Linked DNA regions of Homo sapiens: region 1 is linked to region 2. The links are chromatin contacts, found by Hi-C or POLR2A ChIA-PET in ENCODE. All regions are on one chromosome and are shown on one strand. Each heading gives the region's core, a stretch centred on a gene start or an enhancer-like site at or near the end of the contact. The rest is flanking DNA. Distances are from core to core; before and after follow the strand shown.

Region 1 (6,451 bases), core at 98-2,597, 150 kb after region 2:
ACAACAACAACAACAACAAAAAAACCTGGGATGCCCTAGAGAGAGGGTGTCTGCCTGGGGTCCCCCATAAAAAGACTGCTTTTAGCCTGTCTAGAGTGAGAGAAGACCCCAGAGGAGGCAGAGGATACCATCAGAATGCCCTCAGGTGCTGTTTGCAAGGAACAGCCTCCCCATATATGTCGTATTTATTTTGGCAATAGGAGTATTGGGTAGGAGAGGAAAAAACAGTGCAAACCTCCTTTGTGCAACTTCCAGAATCTCGTCTTTGGAGGGCTGTTCCCGTGACACGAGTGGGGCGCCTCCCCCACCACTAAAACAGAAGTGAATGAAATTGGTGCTTGTGCGCCCCCTCCTGGCAAAATGCGGCTGTGCGTCCAGGATGCCTGGATCTTCCCTGTGGCCCAGGACTGCAGGAGGCGTTCTGAGCTGTGGCCCTCTTACCAGGGGTGGAGCCTCTGGGGCTGCTGAACCAGCTGTAGGGATGGTGCTGCTGTTCTTCCTGGCATCCATCCTAGGCATCTTCATACCTCCCACTTTATCCCTGCTGTTTCCTGATTCAAGGGCTGCCCCATTATACAAGTTCTGGTCTCCTCAGTGGGGACAATAAGAAAAACATTTGATTCGATAACATATAAACCACTAGTGTGAGATTCATGCAGCATCATAGGAAGGGGGGTGATGTGTTTGAAAACAGTGAGCAGGCTAATGTATTAATCTGCTAATTCTGTCTCCTGAGTTTTCTCTCTTTTCCTCCCTCCTGCCACATGAAGTGTGCTTGGCTTCTTACCTACCATAATTAGACATCTTTTCTTCCTCAGAGAAGGCATGAGACAGGGATTTGATTGTAGTTATCACTGTAAACATCAAACTGATTTTTATGCAGAACTATTGCCCCAGGGCATACCTTCCAAGGAACCTGGTCTCTCCTTACCTAGCGAATTCCACATACACATAGATGTACACCTACCTGTACACTCACAGATTGGGTGGTGATTAAAGGGACAGAATCGGGGACCAGCTTCTTGTTAGGAATGCAGTGTTGCCACGGCATGACAGCATGGAGCAGTTGAGGGAATGGCTGCCCAGGAGAACTCAGAACTCTTGAAATGTAGTTCCAGGCTGCCATCATTGCCCTGATATTCAGGCCGTCAGACAGATGTGTGTTGTAGGCCCTGAACGGCACAGAGAGTGGCAGAACAGGCTACATAAACAGCTCAGCCCAGAATTGTCTTTCCAGACTGCCTGCCCTCAGTCACAACCCCCACCAGGGAAGGGAAGCGGCCCCAAGACTCCTTCCTCCTTCACCCACTCGAGGAAACAGAGTTCCTGTTACGTGGCATGAATGATGTCTTTTGGCCCCAGTTAATCCCTCTGAGTCACCAGGTGGCCTTTGCCAAGTGCTGGAGCTGGAAGAGATGATAGAGACACTCATCTGGCGTCCTGAGGCTCTCCTCACAGCTGTTGAATTCTAGAGGTGCATTTCAGTGTCTTGGGGCATGGCAAGACTTTGGAGGCTCCCTGAGCAGAGCAGTGGAGATGCCCAAAAAGAAGGAAGAACCTAGGATGGCAGATGGGGCCCCCCTTGCCCTGGGGAACTTCATGTTTGTACTTTCTCAGGAAGCACACATTTCCCCAGTTCAGCGGGAGAGAGTGGGGAGACTAGCAGGGAAATTGCTTTCCAGCTTTGTGCTGGGTGGTTGGGGTGAGGGTGGCCACGGAAGGAGGTGAAATCAGGCTGACCTCAAGATAGACCCAAGATGTCCCAGTTCTGGCCGCTCTAAGTCTCTAAAGCAGCAGCTGGTGGGAGGGGCAGTATTGGGCAGTATGTCAGGGAGGCCACCTGTCTGCTCACACAGTACAATTGATGTGCCCCTCCCAGGCATATATCCCTCTTCCTCCTTGCTGGGCCCCCATGGGTAGATAAGGTGACTGGAGGGGTGCCAAGAAAAGGGCGGTGCCCCCACAGGCATCTGAAAACAAAGCTGCTGCTCCATTTGCCCAGTTTGAAGATTAGAATGGTTTTGTGATTAGCCAGGAGGGGGTGGGGGTCAGAGTTCTGGACACCTCACTGGAGTCGGGGGTCAGCATACCCTACCAAGGCTGACATTCACTCCTAGGTAATGGCCTGGGACCCTCAGGTGACTTGTCCACTCTCTGGCTATGTATTGTTGAATGAAAAGGGGACATGTAAATCTCGTTTCAGCTGTTCTGAAATAACCCTTGCCACATGGGAACACAGTCTATTCAACATGAAGAATTCAAACCTAACACAAGTGGGTGAGAAGCAGGAACCCACTGCTAGGCCCCACCGCGTTCCCTCAGAGGTGGTCTCAGTAGCTGGAACTTGGAGAAGTAGTTTTGGTGGGGTGTTGGGACGTGGGTGAATCCAGGTCCTGGTTTGGAATTGCTCTGGTGGGAACCGTCAGCTAACGTCAGTTGGAAGCTCTGTGTCCTCCCCCTCCTGAGTCCTGTTTTTCCTGGAGGACCTTGGCCCACCCCTGTGGAATGTGGGGATGTGGGGAAGAAAGCTGACTGCTTTTACTCCCACTCAGAAAATTCGGTTGCGCTCTTCTTCAAGGGGGTGCTCCTCAGCCTGCACCCCAGTGAAGGGGCCTCTGAGGAACTCCCAGTGCCACTGGCAAACAGTCTGTAACCTTTGGGCCCCAGCCACCTCCCAGCCCCTGTTCTCTTAATTCCTGCCTTCTTGGCTTGGAGGGAGGAATCTCCATTTGTAAAAGCTGAGTTAGGGAACTAGAGGGTTCCTGAAGCTTTAAAGCGCCTCAAAGCCCTCACCCTGCACGTGACCTGTCACCTGGAGCCTGCCCCAGCCCCCACGCCTGCCTGTTCTTATAGGGGCTCCGGTGCCTCCAGGGTCACACAGCACCATGTGGAAACTATTCCTCAGGGCAGCTCTCCTTGGCCTTTTTATCCCCTGAATCATGCATTTTTCTGCCCTTATTTGGTGTGGTTTGGTTGCTGGGCAGCTGTCCAGGGTGAGTTTGCAGGAGGAAGCACAGCCAAGCAGCCTCGCTCTGCTTATGGGACAGTCTTCCTCCCACCCTCCCTGAGAGTGAAAGGGCCCCACAGAGACCATCAGGCATGGATGCTGAACTGCTGGGAAGGGAGCTCAGGCTTTTTCTTTTTAGTCCCCAAGAGAAGAATTCTTTCTCAGATGTTTTTGTGGTTGGAGAATATTTTTGCCATTGCTTTGAGAAGACTTCCCCTCCTAACTCCCCCTCTTTCCTTGGAATTTCCTTCCTTAAATGGAAAGCCTTCAACATTCACTCCAAGCTCGCCCTTTTGCTCCCCCAAGGAAAAATAACAAGCAAACAGAGGTGCTTGCCCAGTGTCTCTGGAGGGGCTTCCCTTAGAGGTGGGCTGTGTGATCCCCTGCCAGGAGGGGGCGATGGGGGCCACTTGTTCATTAACGATGTTAGGCTCAAGGTAACTGAACTTTTTTTGCACATGCCTCTCTGCAGAGAGTTGTGCATAAACACACTGCTCGGCAGGACAGAGCAAGATTGGGAACTGAGGGCAAATCCCTTCCTCCGTGCGTCGAACTCTTGATCCCAGGCCTTAAAAGTGGGATCTCTGCACTCTGGGCTTTCTCTAGCTTCCCCAGGGAAGGGAGGCTCGGGGTGAGGTGGGCACGGGGCATCTTTCCTGCCCAACTGTGAAGTCCTAAAAAGCTTCACAAAGTTTCTATTGAATGACAGCTTTCTTCTTCTCTTTCTCCAGGGTTGAGTTCCAGAATAAATTCTACAGCGGGACCGGTTTCAAGTTCTTACCCTTCTCCTTCGAGCATATTCGGGAAGGGAAGTTTGAAGAGTGAGTCCCTGTGAGGGCCGTGTGCCCCATGCTACCCTCCCCGCCTCCCTCCACAGTGATCAGCTGTGCCTCTCTGCCTGTTGGTTGTGATCTGTGGGCACCAGCTCATTCGTGTCACCCTGTCTGTGAGTCATTTAGATAGAATAGTCCTCCTTGGGTCTCCCACCACCCCTAGCTTTGTGTGTAGTGTAGTGATTTTCTGGCTGTCACTCATACTCACTGGGCACCAGCCTTGCCCTCTTAGCCTCCATCCATCCAGACAGCCCTTCCCACCTCCTGGTGGTGAGCCAGTCTGCATTCCCACGCCATCCCAAAGCCCTTTCATCTTCCCCGTGCATTGTAGATGGAAGGAGCACCCATGCCATTCACATCTAGACTTTGAGTTCCCTGCATCTGCCACCGTAGTTTCTAGCAGGAGTAGTGGGGGGAGTAATACAGATTCTTCCCTAGAAGGGGACACTGGTAACATGTCCCACTCTTGGATTAGCAGGGGTGGGTCCAGGAAGATGATATTTGCGTCTTTTGCCCACCCCCCTGGCATTCAGCTGGACCCAACTAGGCCATCATGAGTGGCTTCTCCCTGTCATCCCCAGGGGTCATAGGATATCTACACCGCCTTTCTGACCCCACCCTGCACTCCCATCCTTTCCTCTCTCCCCGTTCATGCCCTGCACTACATAGCACAGCCGGGATGCTTGGAACAGAGGCCTTGGCTGCTCCGCAGTGCACAGGGCTTCCCTCTCTCGGGGTTGGCTTCTTCCCAGGCCTTGCATGGGCCCTGCCCACAAGCACACCCTCAGGCCGAGGGTGCAGACTGATGCTCTTCCCTGATGGAGACCCTGAGATCTTCCCCACCCCCAATCATGATGTCTTCAGTGTGGGACTGGGGTCCTCTTGGTTCTGCCTGCAGCCTGCCTGGCTCCGCCCCTAGTGCCCCCTCCTCACCACACTGGCCCCAGGTCTCAGGAGGGGTGTCCTGGGCAGGGAAGGTCAGTGTCACTGATGGTTTGCTGTTTGGAAGCCATTGGCAGGGCTGCCGTGCATGTGGCTGTGAGGGCTGCACAGTCCTGCCAAGGGGCTTCCTCCTTGTCACCCCGAACCTTGTAATCGTGTGCTGGCGTGGCAGCCCTGGCTAAGTTAATCCCCACCGCTTTCAGTGGTAGAAAGAATTCCCTGAGTGGGCCAGGCTGGTGCCCTCCTCCTACCCTGGCTTTTCTGAGTGAGCTGCCTGGAGCCCTCATCCCCTCTCCCAGGCTGGGCTGGCCCTGGGCGGGGCCACTGTGTGCTGGCCCACTGTGACCTGACCCGACCTTGTGCAGCCCCCCTGCCCTGGTGTCCTGGGTTTTCGTGATGATCTTTGCTCTGTTTCCAGTGGGGTTTGAAGCAGAGTTCAGGGAACCCTGCCCAAGGTCCTCCTGTTCAGACATTCCTATGTTGAATAAAGTATGTTTGACTTCCCCGGAGAAGCTGCCTGTCACTGTGCCCACAGCCCCTGCGTCGCTCCAGGCTCAGCCATCTTGAGCCCCTGTGGACCCCTGACCTTCGCCTCCCTCCTCCAGCATTGCTGCTTTTCCTTCTATCAAAGGCCACAGCTTCAGTAGGCCTGGCTGGGCAGTTGGTTTGGGAAATTCTCACCTTGTCCCAAGTTTCCCAGGCGCCTTCCCACTCACAGGATCCAAGTCAGCTCTGCAGACACTACCTGTGGGAAGAGGGGACTGGGCAGCCCATCTTCGTCTCCCGTTTACTCATTGCACATCCAGACAGCATGGGGGCAGAGGGGCACTGGGTATCTCCCCACGCGCCTCTCCCTCTTCTCCAAGTGTGCCCTCCAGGGCCCAGTGGCCTGGCTATGTTGAGCCCTGATACCCCGGCCTTAGTGTAAGTGGAGGCTCCACACAGGTTCCTCAGGGCAGCTGGGGAATGTGAGGTGCTGGGATTGGCAGGCGGCAGGGTGGAGAGCAGGCAGACCGTCCAGGGTGGCAGGCTGGGCAGGAGGCCCCCTCCCCACTGCCTAGTGAGGCACTGCATTCTCGGTACCCTCCCTCTTCACTCCTCCCTCCAGGGGCCTCCAGGGCAGGGGCTGCCCAGGAATGTGACCTGGGCCCCAGACAGGTGAAGGGGCCACAACCCCCTGTTCATTCCATGTTCCAGCCTAACCTAAAGCCCTTCCTCCTCCCTAACAGTGCTACCTGTCCCTGGTGTCGGCCCTGAGAGGCCCACCCCACCCAGCTCCTCAAAGATAAGGTCCCGAGTGGAAACTCTGGTCATTGAGGTCTCAGCTTCTGCTCAGTGGGAAGGGAAGGCCTCATAAGAATAGATATTTGGAATCATTGGATTCGAATTGAGAGTCCAGGAATAAATCCTAACATTTATGGTCACTTGATTTTTGATAAAGGGGTCAAGATAATTCAATGAGGAAAGATCTCTCTTTTTCAACAAATGACACTGGTACAATGGGGTTTCCACATGCAAAGAAACAAATTTGGGCCACTATCCCCACCATATGCAAAAATTACCTCAAAGTGGATTCCAGACCTAAAATGTAAGTGAAAACGATAAAACTCTTAGGGGAAACCATAGGAGTACATCTTCCTAACCTTGAGTTAGCCAGTGATTTCTAGAT
Region 2 (6,193 bases), core at 2,972-5,471:
GTGTCTGGCTCATAATAGGTGCTGAAAAAATAGGTATTGAATGAATGAACGACTGGAGTGAATTACAACTAAAGTGTGTAGCCAGGTTCTCCCAAGTGAGGACACTGCGCCCAATTAGAAAATATTCTGAGGAATAGGCCAACTCTTCCAGTTTTGCTGTTTGAAAAATTCAAGAATGATCAAGAATCACTGATTCAAGAATAATCCTTCAGTGATTCTTCAATAAGAGTAAAATCACAGCACTCCCCAGCTCAAAAACACACACTAACATCTCATTGTCCAATGCAAAATCTTTACCCTTATCTCAGGCTCTGTAACTACTCAGCCAACTTTAGCCCCTTCCAGTTCCTCTCTCCAGCCTACAGATGACTTTCATTTTTTGAGACAGGGTCTTGCTCTGTTACCCAGGCTGGAGTGCAATAATACGATCACAGCTCACTGCAGCCTCAACCTCCTGGGCTCAAGCAACCCTCCCACCTCAGCCTCCTGAGTAACTGGGATTACAGGCACATGCCACCATGTCTGGATAATTTTCTTTTTTTTTTTTTTTTGGTAGAGACTCAGTCTCACCATGTTGCCCAGGATGGTCTCGAACTCCTGGGCTCAAGTTGTCCTCCTACCTCGGCCTCCCAAAGTGCTGCGATTATAGGCATGAGCCATGGCACCCAGCCTCCAGGTGACTTTCATAAGTGTTGTCTTCCTTCAAGTCAACTTATCTCCTCCTTGCCCCCCACCCACAGACTTTGTTCCTTTTTCATATTTGTTCTTGCCTAAAATGCTTTTTTCTCTGGGTGGCGTTATCCATCCCTTTCTTGTGTCTGTCAGACAGGCTCTCCCTAACCCCACCCCTAGTCCAATGACTGCTTTCACTCTGAATCCCCACGGTACATATATAAGCATCTGAGGCTCTTTCCTATTGGCTTTGATTCTACCTCCTTCACTTGAGGAGCAGCTCTCTGCTGGCAACCACGTACCATCCTGATTTAGAACTTCCCACAGGCTAACTTAAGACACCAAATAAACACTTGCACACACACATAACCACCACCTCCCATTACAGAAGTACACCTCCCCTACTGAACAGATGATGGCCACGATACTGAAAAGCATGGCATCAACATGACAACTGCATCCTGAAAGATCAGCCTATATATAGGTTTGGTTATCTTGAATTTCGAGTTTGGAGAGAAGCAAAGTATTTTTCTAATAAACTGTGAATGCTGAGGAATTCACCTTCATAGGAGTCAGAAACAGGCTGCCAAACTTTTCAAAAGAAAAACAGTGGTAGGTTGAGCAAGCACATTGTCATGTCAGATTTTCCAGGCTCGAGGGCCACTGAAGGGAGAAGAGCGAGTAGCTGGAAAAAACCTGTGGGTACTGTTATCTTTGGCCAAAGCTCAAATAAAAGAATCACAAAAACATCCACTGATCTAAAATGCTATGTAAGTCATTAATATTCATCTAAGAGAGGCAACTGAAATAAAGCAGATAAAGAGAACTTAAGCCATTCTCTTACCTCAGCCTCCCAAGTAGCTGGGATTACAGGTGCCCGCCACCACACCTGGCTAATTTTTGTATTTTTCGTAGAGATGGAGTTTCACCATTTTGGCCAGGTTGGTCTCAAACTCCTGACCTCAAGTGATCTGCCTGCCTTGGCCTCCCAAAGTGTTGGGGTTACAGGCGTGAGCCACTGCGCCTGGCCAAGAATTTAAATTTCTGAGTCTCAAAGTCATAAACCTATAATATGGCTCAATGCTTACCTCAGTGCTTACTGGAGAGAAGGAAGATTCTTTTCTCAAATTTATTCAGGTCACTTTCCCTATACGAAATACTAAGGTAGTCCTGGTCACTTACATGGAACAATATACCTGGGGCTGACGATGCTTGGATATATAGAAGTCCTTCAGTCAAAGGAACTATGAACTTTTGAGGCAGAACCTCAAATTCAGAAGGCATTTGTGGTGGTTGGATAACATGGCCCTAAATTCTCTCATTATGCCCCACTCTCTGAGAGGAGGGGGTCTTTGTTCCCTTCCTTTGAATCTAGCTAAGTCCATAACTGTTCCAACCAATAGAGCATGCTGAAAGCGGCGAGATGTCATTTCCACCTGATTTCATTGGAAGTCTCATTCTCCAGAACCAGCCACATTCTGTGAGAAACCCAAGGCAAAAGGGGAGGCCACAAGTAGGCACGTGGTCTACAGTCTCAGCTGAAATCAGCCTTTGAGTCATCGCAGCCCAGACATCAGATACAGGAGTAAAGAAAATTCCAGATGATTATTACCCCCAGCCGCTTGAGTTTTCTCAGTGAGACCTCAGACATCGCAGAGCAAAGACAAGCCATCCCTGCTGTTATCTAAATTCCTGCCCACGGCATCTTCGAACATAGTCAAATGATTGCTGCTTTAGGCCACTAAGTCTGAGCTGGTTTATTGCATTCGGCAACTAGAACAACATTTTTACTAACATAGTGATTGAATGTAGACTTAATAATGAAAGAGTCCAACTTCCATAAGAAAAAAATTCATAATTTTAAAGGAAGAGGCTTTGCTGTTAAAGTTTTTTTTTTTTGTTTTTTTTTGTTTTTTTTTTTGAGACGGAGTCTTGCTCTGTTGCCCAGGATGGAGTGCAGTGGCGTGATCTTGGCTCACTGCAACCTCCACCTCCCGGGTTGAAGTGATTCTCCTGCCTCAACCTCCCAAGTAGCTGGGACTACAGGTGCCCGGTACAACGCCTGGCTAATTTTTGTATTTTCAGTAGAGACAGGGTTTCACCATATTGGCCAGGCTGGTCTCAAACTCCTGACCTTTTGATCTGCCCACCCCAGCCTCCCAAAGTGCTGGGATTACAGGCATGAGCCACCGTGCCCGGCCTGTTAAAGCTATTTTAATAGTAAACTTATTTTCTCTATGCACTCCTTTCTAAATTATTCAGCCCCACTTTCTTTCAAAACAACGTTTATACACTGACAATTCTCAAATTTATGTCTCTAGCCCCATCCGCTAATATGAACATCAGACACTTATAGCCAACTGCCTCTTCAATATCTCCACCTGGATGTCTAAAATGCATGTCAAACTTAATGTATCCAAAGCCAACCCCTTCATTAAAAACCTCTCCCAGCCGGCTTCTCCTCCAGTCTCCCCCATTCTAGCAAGTGACAACTCCATTCCTGCACATGTTGAGGCTAAAAACCTTGAAATGAGCCTTAACTTCAACTCCAGTCTCTCTCTCTCTTCCTCCCCCTCCTCCTGCCACACCTAATCCATTAACAAATCCTGTTGGCTCTGTCTTCAAAATCTGGAAGTGACCGGGCACAATGGCTCAGGCCTATAATCCCAGCACTTTAGGAGGCTGAGGCGGGTGGATCACTTGAGCTCAGGAGTTTGAGACCAGCCTAGGCAACATGGCAAAACCCTGTCTCTACGAAATATACAAAAATTAGCCGGATATAGTGGCGCAAGCCTGTGATCCCAGCTACTTGGGAGGCTGAGGTGGGGGTATCACTTGAGCCCAGGAGGCGGAGGTTGTAGTAAGCTGAGATTGCACCACTGCACTCCAGCCTGGGAGACAGAGTAAGATCCTGTCTCAAAAAAAAAAAAAAAAAAAAAAAAGGAAGGTGAGCCTTTCTCACAACCTCCCACTGACGCAGCCTTAATCCAGGCCACCAGCATCTCTTACCTAGATAGCTGGACTAGGCTAACTGGCCTGGATGCTTTCATCCTTGTCCCTCTACCTTCTATTCTCCACATTACAGATCCTTTCAAAATAAGAGTCCTGGCTGGCACGGTGGCTCAAACCTGTCATCCCAGCACTTTGGGAGGCCAAGGCGAGCAGATAAATTAAGGTCAGGAGTTCGAGACCAGCCTGGCCAACAAGGTGAAATCCCGTTTCTACTAAAAATACAAAAATTAGCCAGGTGTAGTGGCAGGCGCCTGTAATCTCAGCTACTCGGGAGGCTGAGGCAGGAGAAGTTGCTTGAACCGGGGAGGCAGAGGTTGCAGTGAGCTGAGATCGCGCCACTGCACTCCAGCCTGGGTGACACAGCGAGACTCCGTCTCAAAAAACATAAACATAAAAATAAATAAAAAATAAAAATAAAAACAGAAATTCGCCGGCATGGTGGCCCAAGCCTGTAATCCTAGCTACTCGGGAGGCTGAGGCAGGAGCATAGCTTGAACCCAGGAAGTAGATGTTGCAATGAGCCGAGATTGCGCCACTGCACTTCAGCCTCGGCAACAGAGCAAGATTTTGTCTCCAAAAAAAAAAAAAACCAGAGTCAGATCATTTCATTCCCCTGCTCAAAACCCACTCAGGAAAAAATCCAAAGTCCTACCACGGCCCACCAGTCAATCCATTTTGCCCCAGATGTCTCTCTTTGCCTCCTTCCCTACAACTCTCCCCTTGCTCACAGCTGTCCCCTCTCTGCTCCTGGAACACACCTTGCCCGTTTCTGCCCTAGGACTCTTCTCTCCACCTGATAGGCTCTTTCCCTAGATATCTCCATGGCTTGCTCCCTCACTTCGTTCAGGTCTCTGCACAATGTCTCTTGACACCCCTCTATCTAAAACAGCAACATCTCCCCTGCTGAATTCTCCTTTACAGTACTCATCGCCCTCCATTGTTCATATATTTCTTTTTTCATGTATCTCCTTCCAATATGATCAACTAGGAACTTAAGCCCCATAAGAACAAAGACATTCTTCAGTTCACTGCTATTTCCCCAGCAACTACAGAATGCTCAAATATTTGAATAAATGAATGAAAATTAAGTAAGTTTTTCAAAAATCTAGAACACACTTTTAGCATAGAGAAAACTGAAGTACCATAGGAGGTTAATTCACTTCATATAACAGCATAAACTGCCCTTCCTTAAGTAGGAGACAATAGGTACAATAATGCATGCAAATGTTAAGTGGTAAAGCAAACATACAAAGTTTCCCAATAGAAGAGTTTAAATTAAAATCTAAACTTCCAGCCAGGAGCAGTAGTGGACGTCTAGTCCCAGCTACTCAGGAGGCTGAAGCAGGAAGATCACTTGAGCCCAGGAATTCAAGGCCAGCCTGGGTAACATAGGAAGACCCCATCTCTAAAAACATAAAAATAAAAATCTAAGCCTCAAAAGAAAAAAAATAAATAAACAAAAGGCATTTCCTATAAAGTTAAACTGTTACAGAATTGTTTTTCTTAAACTGCAATAATGAGACTTTAGCACTCTCTTGTCCTCTAAAAGACATTATTTCATGACATGTGCCCATTGGCAGTATTTGAGAATCTAAGAAAGTAGATCACACTAAATATTGATATGCAGACACTAAAATCGTACAACCACTTGGATGACTAGGTTTGAGATATTCCCAAAGTGACAGGTTTTTGTTTTGTTTTGTTTTGTTTTTTGAGACAAGGTCTCGCCCTGTCGCCCAGGCTGGAATGCAGTGGTGCAATCTCAGCTCACTGCAACCTCTGCCTCCTGAGTTCAAGCAATTCTCCTGCCTCAGCCTCCCTGGTAGCTGGGACTGCAGGCATGCACCACCACACCTGGCTAATTTTTGAATTTTTAGTAGAGACAGGGTTTCTCCACGTTAGCCAAGCTGGTCTCGAATTCCTGGCCTCAAGTGCTCTGCCTGCCTCAGCCTCCCAATGCAACCAGCCTTTTTTTTTTTTTTTAACTTTTATTTTAGGTTTGGGGTTACACGTGCAAGTTTGTTATATAGGTAAACTCATGTCAGAGGGGTTTGTTGTACAGCTTATTTTGATAAAATATTAAGTATTAAGCCCAATACCCAATAGTTATCTTTTCTGTTCCTCTCCCTCCTCCCACTCTCCACCCTCAAGTAAACCCCAGTATCTGTGGTTTCCTTCTTTGTGTTCACAAGTCCTTATCATTTAGCTCCCACTTATAAGTGAGAACACGTGGTCTTCGGTTTTCTGTTCCTGCATTACTTTGCTAAGGATAATAGCCTCCAGCTCCATCCATGTTCCTGCAAAAACATGATCTCAGCCGAGCACGGTGGCTCACACGTAATCCCGGCACTTTGGGAGGCCGAGGTGGGAGGATCATGAGGTCAGGAGTTCAAGAACAGCCTGCCCAACACGGTGAAACCCCATCTCTACTAGAAATACAAAAATTAGCCAGGCATGGTGGAGGGCACCTGTAATCCCAGCTACTCGGGAGGCTGAGGCAGAGAATTGC

Evidence for each region. Hi-C counts contacts between places; a loop is a spot of excess contacts on that map. ChIA-PET counts read pairs that join two places held with the same protein, here RNA polymerase II (POLR2A). Pooled maps may share reads with other maps.
Region 1: a loop to region 2 is called in a pooled map, with 2.0 times the contacts of the local background. The contact joins two enhancer-like sites. A Hi-C loop is called at or near these places in 2 of 50 pooled maps. POLR2A ChIA-PET finds 5 or more read pairs at or near these places in 6 of 52 experiments (BJ, GM10248, RWPE1 and 3 more).

What each region holds. Positions count from the first base shown.
Region 1 is chr17:42,517,289-42,523,739 of GRCh38, forward strand. ATP6V0A1 (ATPase H+ transporting V0 subunit a1) reads left to right here. Exons shown (of 22, transcript NM_001130021.3): 22 at 3,739-5,291. The coding sequence ends at 3,832. Among named protein-coding and RNA genes, the nearest start is that of MIR5010, 6.3 kb to the left of the region's middle. RefSeq lists a silencer at 262-311. Within about 2 kb of position 1,348, at least 34 of the 41 ENCODE cell types and tissues checked have a DNase peak (open chromatin) inside an H3K27ac peak, as active enhancers do.
Region 2 is chr17:42,363,081-42,369,273 of GRCh38, forward strand. The region is part of intron 1 of STAT3 (signal transducer and activator of transcription 3); the gene reads right to left. Among named protein-coding and RNA genes, the nearest start is that of STAT3, 22 kb to the right of the region's middle. Within about 2 kb of position 4,222, at least 7 of the 41 ENCODE cell types and tissues checked have a DNase peak (open chromatin) inside an H3K27ac peak, as active enhancers do.